Linked DNA regions of Homo sapiens: region 2 is linked to region 1. Evidence: chromatin loops called from intact Hi-C (ENCODE). Cell type or tissue: endothelial cell of umbilical vein. All regions are shown on one strand.

Region 1 (5,000 bases):
CCAATAATATTCTGTACCTTATCTTCTAAGATTCTCCCAACTTCCTGACTTTTGGTGTGAGCCAATGGTAATGCTGTCTCCTAACTATGTAAAATGGCCCTAGGTAACAGTGACCCTGTATTTGGCTCTTTGTTTTGTTAAGTTTAACCAATGGCATCTGGAACTATAAAGGGATGCTCGTGGTCTTTTCTCGTGTTGAGCTCTGCAGTTGAGAGAAAGCCTTACACATAGCATGAGTAGGCTAAACCTCTTTTCCCTTGTAGCAAAGTGTTCAGAGTGCCTCTGGAGTGGCAGACCAGACAGCTAAGAATGGAGCAGCTAAAAAGAAACAAAAAACAAACAAAAAACCTCTTAATATTGGGAGAACTATTTTTTTGTTTTAATTTCCCATTCTTCATGCAAAAACATTTCTTATGAAGCTGAGAAGCTGTGGGAAACACCAAAATGATCAGATATTTCATGAGGCTCTCATGGAGCTCCAGAGTGACATCCAGCATTGTTAGCATGCGATCAACATCATAGACCATCAGTGTGCAACACGAGTTACCAAGAGGGGCTTTCTTAGTGGAAAGAGAGTGATAAATTGGTAACATGGAAGCTACTTCCTGTGTTCTTTTTCTGAGAACTAGAAGAAGGAATACAAGTTGGCCCCATGCTAATGTGTATATACCTTTTTTACATACCAATCACTAGTGTGTTTAGAAATTAGGAAAGGTCAGTAAGTCTCCAGTATATATAAACATCTATAGTGTATGGAAAGGTCTTCCATAGTGTATCCGTTTTCTCACTTCCATTTATCAGTATAATATATTTAAAATTGCCCTAAGCTGAGAGTTGGTAGATCCGAGTCCACTATTTTTTGTGATATTAACCACTTTGGCTATCAATTTCTATTTATATAAAAATCAGTAGGGGAACCAGATGATTTCTGAGGTTTCTCCAAGTCCTGTGACTCTTTGATCGTGGGAAATAATATCAGTAGTCTACCATGTGTAATGTTCCACAGTGCTTTAAAATCACACAAATGAAGAACATATATGTATAAATATATACATAAAGGAGATGGCATAGTTTAAATGTTAGTGAATTCCATGAAGAACCTATAGATTGAACCAAATAATTTTTTTCCACAAATCTTAGCTATTTTCAACTTGTTTGTACTTAATTTTCATAATATTTGTGGAGGTATTTGAAGATATTAGGTTAAGTTTAATTAATTTAAATCTGTAGTATAAGGCTCTGAAGGCTGTAATAGTGTGGGTCCCATAAGTCTAGGAGTGATGTATTACTTACCTTGGTATTTAATTATGGGAAAATGAAAAATAATGGAACATTTATTTTCTTTAAAAGTTATCTCTCTCAAAATAAGGCTGTTAAAATAATTTTAAAAGATTAAAAAAAAACTATATGAGTGCTTTTTTACGTACCATGCACTGTTCTAGACTCTGGGGTTATAGTTGTGAACAAGAATGACACTGAACTTAAGCTTGTATCATAGAATTATGCTATTGCAAGTGTTGATAGAGCAATGTAAATATTGAAAGTAAGCACAACTGGAATTATACCCGTCAGTGAACTCTTGATAGGTTAGCAGTACGCTATGTTTCTAACACAGACAGTGAGCAATTTTGATGGTGATCCCTGGGCTTGATTCTTGGTTTTGCAAACTTTGTAATTAGGGATTCTTATTTCATTTGTCTTAAGTAATAGCAAATGTAAAAGATGGGAAAATGAGAAAGCAGCTTTTATGTATTAGAATGTGAAAAAGATTATGAATGCATAAAGCTATACAAATAGACTTACACCTATAATATACACAAACTATAAGTCTTCTCCCTGCCTACAAATGCCTTACAAAAGAGTCATTCTTGGATTTCCTGTTTGCAGTCATAGCTAATTTTTGTTTGGTAACTACTGCCATGGTAACCAAAATTATGATTTTAAAAGAATTGTTTATTAAATCATTAATATACAGGAAATTATTTTACTTTTTACAAGGTGGTGGTATCCAGAGAAATTATATTATTAATTATGAAATCAACTTTTTCTAGGAGAGGAAGATAAGGAAACAAAAGACTAATCAAAAACATTGCAAAACTGCAGATTTTCAGGATTTTAAAGAAAAATAATTTGGTAATTGATAACTTCACTACTGTTCTTTGAGTAAATATCCATGTTTAAAATTTGCCTCAAGCACTATTAGAGGATTAAATTTAGAGGTTATGCTTTTCAACTGCCCAACTACAATCTTTGACTCTCCTACAAAAGAGCTGCCATTTAGCATGGTTTTGTCAATTTTCAGTTCTAAGTGCCCTGTCTACCTAACATTCTAGTTAGATAATGGGGAATTAGAGCGATAAGGATATGCATGACTATAATTTTCTAAGTATCACTGTATTTATTTTGGTCAAATTCAAAAAAGTAAAAAAGCATAGTTTAGAATTGCCAATTTCTCTGTTCCTTAGTCTGTTAGAATGGTGGGGAGTCGGCTCAGATTTGAGCATGGCTTAAAGTGGGAGAGCGTTATTAGAAGCCAGCCTAGTGGGGATTGCTGAGATCTCATCTGCTGAATGACAGCAAAGTTACTACTCTGTAAATATACTTAATCTGAAATGCTGAATTATCCTCAAACCATGAGTGATTCAGCTTGTGTTTATCATTGTGACATTCTGGCCACTGTGAAAAGCTGTAAACAGGAGTTTCAGGGTGTTCATTGCATAGCTTATCTGAGCAGCGAGCCCAGCAGAAAAGATGGCATTCAGCCCAGCAGAAATGCCTTGATAAGGAGTCCATTAATGCATCTCTAGCCACAATGAACTTTTCCCTTGCTTTGTTTGATGATAAAGTGATATCATGTTTCATTGAAAAATGACCATGTAGATGTTAGGTGGATTTTTGTTTTTATATGACCACAACGTGACAGTCTTAACAGAATGAGTCACAAAGTAAGGATCAAGGATCTGATTTTTCCTTTATGAGATACTGGCCTACAATAAAAATAACTGGGGGTTAAAAAAATTACCCTTTGTTTTTCGTAGAGAATATTAAAAGTGCAGTTTAGATTTAAAACTACAGACTCTAAACTCCATATCTATCAGTATCACCTCTTGAGCAAAATACCGATGTCACCTTTGATAGATTTTTTTTTAAAAAAGGAAGGAAGATGAGTGAGCAAAACAGATGTGTAAGTTAACTACAGTGCTGGATAGAATGACATAAGTGCTATAATACAATTTCTTATCTGGGATGAGGAACCTTTTTATAAACAAAAATTAATCATTGGTTGATATTTTTAAAAACACAATAAAAATTTATTACTTAAAAGACAAATACAGGGCCAATTAAAAAAATTATTAAATGCAAGAGACACAAAATTACTTTAAGTATATAGTAGTTCCTAATTGCCTACTGTCAGTTTCTCTGCCTATCTCATCACAGACTAGTGACTTACACTTTGTGAACTGCCACTTTGAGTAGCACAGCAATAATAGAAATACAAACAACTGTTATGAAGTCTTAGAAGCAGAAGTAACTAACTTTAATTGTGTGGGTTGCGATTATTTTATCAAGGAAACACCTCCTATAGAATAAAGAAGCTTTCATTAGGCAAAGAAAGCATTCCATAAAGAGGAAATAGCATGAACCAAAGGTACCTGGCTGTGAAAAGTCAGTAAAACCACCCTTGACATTTTCAGTTTTGTCTCTTCTAAAATAAAGCTAAAGTAGATGAGCTGCAGTAATTTGTAATTTTTCCACAGTACAGGTTTGAATTAAAGAGGTATGTCACTGAGCTAGTATAAGACCCTAGCCCACAGCTGAAGAGTTTCTGATCTCCCTTAACTGTGATGATTATTTAATACATTGTGTCATCTATTGAGAGAGAGGAGGAAATTTCACAGTAGAGTCTAGCTCATTTAGGCTGGTCTGGACTCTGAGCTGTGGACTGGGACCACAATGTTGCCAGGTTTTCATCCTTCTTAGATCAGTGAAGCCAACAGTAAAGGTCATGCCCAACTGCAGGAGCACCTTTTAAGCCTCTTCTTATGCCAAAGCAGTCACATGTCCAGTTCTGAAGTCAAGGAGAGAAGTCCAGTCTAGCAACTATGAGGCTAGGGCAGGGATATGATGTTGAATACTATTACGTGGGAATGAAGGATTGGGACCATTACTTCAGTCTACCACGTGTGCTATAGAGGGACAGTTGAATGTAGGGGCTTGAGGATACTTTTCTGAAGATCTTTCATGTATCAAGAGTATTCTGAGATGATATTCTGTATGGTATCAGACTACACGTTTCAAAGCAGAGTAGTTTTTGGTCATTCTGAAAAACTGTAGAGGAAAGTTAACTTTGCAGTATCCCTTACTTGATATTTAGGGTTTCCTTTTTTTAATCTGGTCACTCTTCTGTTAGCTTTGAAACATAGGCCTCTCCAAATTCATTCCAGCCGGGTCATGTGACTTCCGTGTTAAACGAAGACATGTAAAACTCATTTCTTTGGGAAATGGCAAGTTGCCTAAGGTTTTGAAGGGGAATTACAAAATATTACCTTTTATATACTGCAACAAATGGAAAATATATTCTGTGAACATTCCAATAATATGTGTTAGACTCTATCTTTGGTAATGGAATAGAAGGTTATCCCAAGATAATTGGCAGAATTTAAAGGTAAAAAGAGGCAAGACAGATTTCAGTGGCCTAACTCCACAGCTCTTTTAAGATGTCCCAGGTAAACCAGTAGTGATGTTATTCATTGTTACTTTCTCATGGACCAGATAAAATTAAGCCAGAGGGTAGGATCATCCTGTGGACCACTGTTGCCCACTTTTCTCTAACAGTTAGGGAATTTAAAGGAAGCAGCGCAGACTTTGACTTTTCCAGACATAGATTTGGATCCCACCTTTGATATTTACTCAGTAATTTGGCAACAGTTGCTCCTTGGTTTCAGAGATCTAATCTGCAAAACATGGATAGTACTTCTTTATTGGATTATTGTGAAATT
Region 2 (5,000 bases), 650 kb after region 1:
GAGAGCCCTGCTCAGGGAAGTAATTTAGCGTTCCAGTTGGTTAGAGAGCTTCCATCTAAACTTTCTTCTCAGTCACTGCAGTGGTGGGAAGGAAATGGAATGAATTGCACACTTGTTTTTTTTGTTTTGTTTTGTTTTTTTGAGACGGAGTGTTACTCTGTCACCTAGGCTTGAGTGCAGTGGCACAATCTCGGCTCACTGCAACCTCTGCCTCCCGGGTTCAGGCAATTCTCCTGCCTCAGCCTTCCGAGTAGCTGGAAGGAGCTCACGTCACTTCTGCTCAGATTTCAATTAGCTAAAGCAAGTTACATGTATAAACCTAATTTCAGAAAGGTCAGGGCAGAAGAGGAGAATTGGAATATTTGTGAATAGCAGTAATGACAGCATAGATTAAGTTTTAAATTCACTAAAGTGTAGCGATCACCTGGAAGGTAGATATAATGCAAAACTAGATTCGAAGAGGAATTGGACATATGTAATATACATACTAAATTGGGTCTAAAAATTTAGAAGATAGAAAAGCTACTTCTGCCTAGGGGTATGGTAAACATCAGTTGGGGTCAAGCTCATACCAGAGAGCACAACATAGGGAAAAATAACAGGAAAGTGGGAACAAGCAGGCAGTGAGTTTTGTGTAAAAAGAATTCAGTTAAATAGTTGAGTGTCTACTCTATATTTGGTACTTTTACAATAAGAGATGCAAAGGTGAATTGTGCTGTTTAACAGCTGACTGTCAGGGTTTTTCCATCTCATCAATGTTGACAGTTTGGGCCAGATATTGTTGGGCAGGTGGACATGCTGTGCGTTGTAGGGTGTTTAGCAACATCCTTAGCCCACATGATATGCCACTACCATAACCCAGGCTTACCAATCCAGAATGTCTCCTGGTGGACAGATTCACCCCTTGTTGAGACCCATGAGTCTAGATAGATTAGAGCTGGTAAGAACAGTTGAGAACCTGGCTTAAGTGGACTTTAGGACCTGGTTTAAGTTCGTCCCACAAGAAATGGAGGAAAAAAAGATCGCCAATAGATTTTAGAGTTGGAATCAAGAAGACTTGATAAATGAATATAGGGGAAAGGCGTGAGTCAGAGAAAACTGTGAACATTAAAGTCTGGATGACTGGGAATTGGTACCACTAGTAACAACTGGAGAACACAGGAAAGAGGATACACAGCTGGGAGGAATAATGGTGAATTTAGTTTTGGTTGTACGGAGTTTGAGATGCTAGTCATTGTCTATGTGAAAATGCCTAGCAGATACGGAGATAGAGAAACAGCTTGGAAAAGAGGTCAGCTCCAGAGATTATATAGAGATTTGAGAATCCTCTTTTTGTGGGTTAAAGCGAGATGGGATAAGCCCTTTAGGACAAAAAGCTTAGACATGGGAAAGAGGAGAGGGCAGGAAGCGTATACTTTATACTTTGATTTGAGGAATAAGAAGTGGAGAGAGACCTAAAGGTGAGGAGAAACCCTTGAGGTCGAAGTGTTACCTACTGATAGCTAGCACAGAGTAGGTGCTGAGGTCACAGAATGTGACGAGAATTTCAAGAAGGAGCGGTGCTCAGTGTTGCAGAGATTAAGGAGTATGAGATTGAAAAAAGCCTTTGGATTTAAGAGAAAGGAATGAGAAACAAATTATACCTACTCTATGCCAGGGACTTTAACATGTATTCTCTCTATTAATTGTCAGAATAACCTTGTTATTATCTTCATTGTACAGACAGGAAACTGGTGCAGTTAAGGCTGTTTAAGTGGTGGACTAGGGATTAGTGGCCTTCAAGAGAATAATTTTACTAGTGTTTGGAGCAAGGAGTGGAGAGACATAAGCCAGATAACTGGAGTCTATAATAAAAAGTATGTGTGTATTTTCCCTTTTCCAGAAACGGCATTTCAGTCTTGTTTGCCTTGTAAACTACTCATCTTTGGATAACCAGACTCAAGGACTTTCTTCTCTTCTTTTGTATCCTGACATACCTCTGCTCCCTAAGCAATTTGTACTTATCTTTGTTATAACATTTACCAGTTTTAATAAATTTACCTGTTGTCCTTATTTCCTGTGTTCTTCAGGGCCAGGCCTTATGTCTTCACCATCTTTGTAATTCCAGTAGAGCGCCTAGCCTGTATTAAATCAGTGATTTTCAACTCTGGCTGCACATTAGAATCAACTGGAGAGTTTATAAACAAAATGAACGCACAGGCTCCTCTTGTGGGTGAGGCCTGGAGTGTCTGTAATTCCTTTTTGTTGTTGTTGTTGTTGTTGTTTTAAAGCTTCCCAGGTGATCTGAATGTGCAACTAGGATTGAGTCTCACTGTATCACTGTATTAGGGGCTCAATAAATGTTGACTAAAGGATGAGGAGTGGAGACAGTAAGTACAAATTATTCTTGAAAAAAATTGGTAGTGAAACAAAAGAGAAAAATATGTATTACTACTTTGTTTTTTCCTGCTATTTCATTTTAAGAATACTTTTTTTTTGTAAGAGAACATTCTAGGGTGTATAAGGGAAATGATTCAGAAGGGAAAAGGAAATTGAAAACGTAAGATAAAGAATAGTTTACATAACTTACTTTCTTTTAGTTGATGATAATGCCTACTTTGGATTCATGGGTTTCTTCATATTTTAAATAAATGGTAAAAACATATTTAAAGAAGAATCAATGTTGAGTTCTTTAGATGACCCAGTTTCAGGTTAAGTGCTGTGGGCCCTGTTTTTAATTACCAATCAAAATGATAATTATAAAGGAAAAAAATTTAGAGGAAAACTTATTAAAACAAATTACCACTCTTAAGTTTACCCATATTAAGATAAATTCACCTGACACACAGACATGTGATAGTGATCACTTGGTCATAAACTATTTAAATGTCATAAAGTTCAAAAAAGTGGTTTTTTCCTCCGGTTTTACCTCTAATTCTCAAAAGACATAGCCATTTTTTAGAGAGCTGTGGAAGACAACTTCAAATAATTCTTTTAGTTGAAGTGGAAAAGTGCATAGTGGCTCCTTTAATTTTACTACCAGTGTCTAAAGCAGTGACCCTTTTTGGTGTTACATTTTCTTGAGAATCAAGTAAAACCTATAAGTCATTTCTCAAGAAGACTAGACACTTCAAATTTTACATCTGAAGTCCCTTAGGGCATGGGTGCAATATCTGGTCACCTTTCAGAATCACGTGGAGAGATTTTCTAAAACATAGATTTCTAGGTCCCCATTCTCTGGAGATAGATTCACTGGGTCTGGAATAGAGGGTGGGAATCTGTATTTTTTCCAAGCTTTCCAGGTGAGTCTGACTGCCGTTCATATCTGAAAAATTCCTACCCTAATGTCTCCTTCCTTGATCATGGCGGCCCATACCATGTGGAAATTATAGGGGCTCTAGGTAGGATTCTCAGATAAAATACTGATGCCTCAGTAAATTTGAATTTAAGCTAAACGGTGAGTCATTTTTAGTATAGCTATTTCCCATAGTAGTGTACCTTTGGACTGCTGGAGAGTGCAGGGTCCTTTGCTTCTAAATTTAATGGCTCTAGATGGCTGTTTGGGGGTTTTGTTTTTTGTTGTTGTTTTTTGGTGGTGTGTATGTGTGTACATGTATGTCTGTGTGCTACCATGCACATACATTGTCTGCTTTTTATACTTTCATCTCCTTTAAACCTTGCTTAAGGTTTAAAAAAATTTTTTTTAATTTTTGTTAGTTTACCATTTTTATAGCTGCTTTGGTGAGGACTCTATTTCCTGTTAAGGAATTGTTTTCTTCAGACAGTTTTAAAATCTCCTGGAACTCAAGTTTTACCTTAGTGTTTGAAAACATGTTGCCAAATGTTCAGCAAAGGCACTAGAACAATCTGGAGAATTCATGGACATAAGCAGGTGAAGTAACATTAATTTTGCCATCTATTTCTGTAAATTGTGGTAATGATTGACAACCCACAGTAAACTCTCACGTTGTACCCTCATGTTCTAGATGGTAATTATAAAACTGAAGTAGCACTACCAATTGCTTCTGACTTCCAGTAATAAACACATCTTGAAGAGGTGACATAGGCTGAGGGAACCCAGTCACTTCCACCTGTGGTACTTCACCATGGAGCTTGTCTTTGCTTGAGAAAGGTACATTCTGTACCATTAATGCAAAGAGTGACACAGTCAAGGATTGCAAGGCAGAAAGATACATGTGAAGCTTATGTTCATCCAGCCCTCCTTCCCTTTGTTCTCTTTCCCTGATAAGTTTTTCAGTCTTATTCAGCAATGTAGGTGTAAGATTGTACATTTCCAAATTCCATATTCCAAGTATCATAGGCCATTAAAAGTACTAGATGTTTTGCACTCACTACTTTTTCTGAGATATCACTCAAGGCCAAAGGCAACAATTCAAAAACCTGCTGATACTTGCCTGGTTCATCAGGGTATCCCATAATGATACCAAGGCTTTTGATCACAGCTTCTCATATCAAATATGCTTTACCTTCCATTTAAGGAGGACCAGGGAGTTAGGAACTTCTTGAGGAAAGTAAGGCACCACTACTCCACAGGATTTAGCTACAAGTAGTGTCCTTTTTGGGTCTTTGTGACTCACCTCTTCCCATCACTGTGGTAAATGTTCGGCTTCTGCATGTGTTGGTCCGACATGATGTGTGAATGCCGTAACACCAGTTAGTATCACTTGCCTTGGCTCTTTATCTGGCCTCTTGATCATACTAGAAAGAATGTGGAGAAGCTGATTTTTCTTTTTAGATTCAAGATGTAGGCACGTTGTATACAATCTGAGGGCATCAGTGTCTCTGTCTTTGCCAGCAGCACGTCAAGTGCAATGTATAGCAAGCAATATCCAAGCATCAGCAGAAGGTGTTTTTCACTGCAGTCAGAGACACTTCTGATCCTAAGCAGCATCTCCTGACACTTGACAAAAAGAAAGTAGTGCATAGTGGAAAGCAGAAGACAGTTTCCTGTGGGGTTTATCAAAGTGAACTGTGCTTTTACTTGATGGAGAAAACAGCAT

Evidence for each region. Peaks named below come from ENCODE experiments on the same cell type or tissue, not always from the same donor. Only the 100,000 strongest peaks of a DNase experiment are listed, where the experiment ranks them.
Region 2: a loop joins it to region 1, with 4 times the contacts of the local background. A loop is called at or near these places in 11 of 110 quality-filtered maps.

What each region holds. Positions count from the first base shown.
Region 1 is chr7:116,215,559-116,220,558 of GRCh38, forward strand. All of the region lies in intron 1 of TES (testin LIM domain protein), which reads left to right. Among named protein-coding and RNA genes, the nearest start is that of TES, 7.5 kb to the left of the region's middle. In endothelial cell of umbilical vein, no CTCF peak of the experiment used is centred here; DNase peaks (open chromatin) are centred at 1,743 and 2,793; H3K27ac peaks cover 3,859 bases.
Region 2 is chr7:116,869,747-116,874,746 of GRCh38, forward strand. All of the region lies in intron 1 of CAPZA2 (capping actin protein of muscle Z-line subunit alpha 2), which reads left to right. It also overlaps the pseudogene LOC100418716. Among named protein-coding and RNA genes, the nearest start is that of CAPZA2, 9.7 kb to the left of the region's middle. In endothelial cell of umbilical vein, no CTCF peak of the experiment used is centred here; DNase peaks (open chromatin) are centred at 55, 725, 1,725 and 2,415; H3K27ac peaks cover 4,923 bases.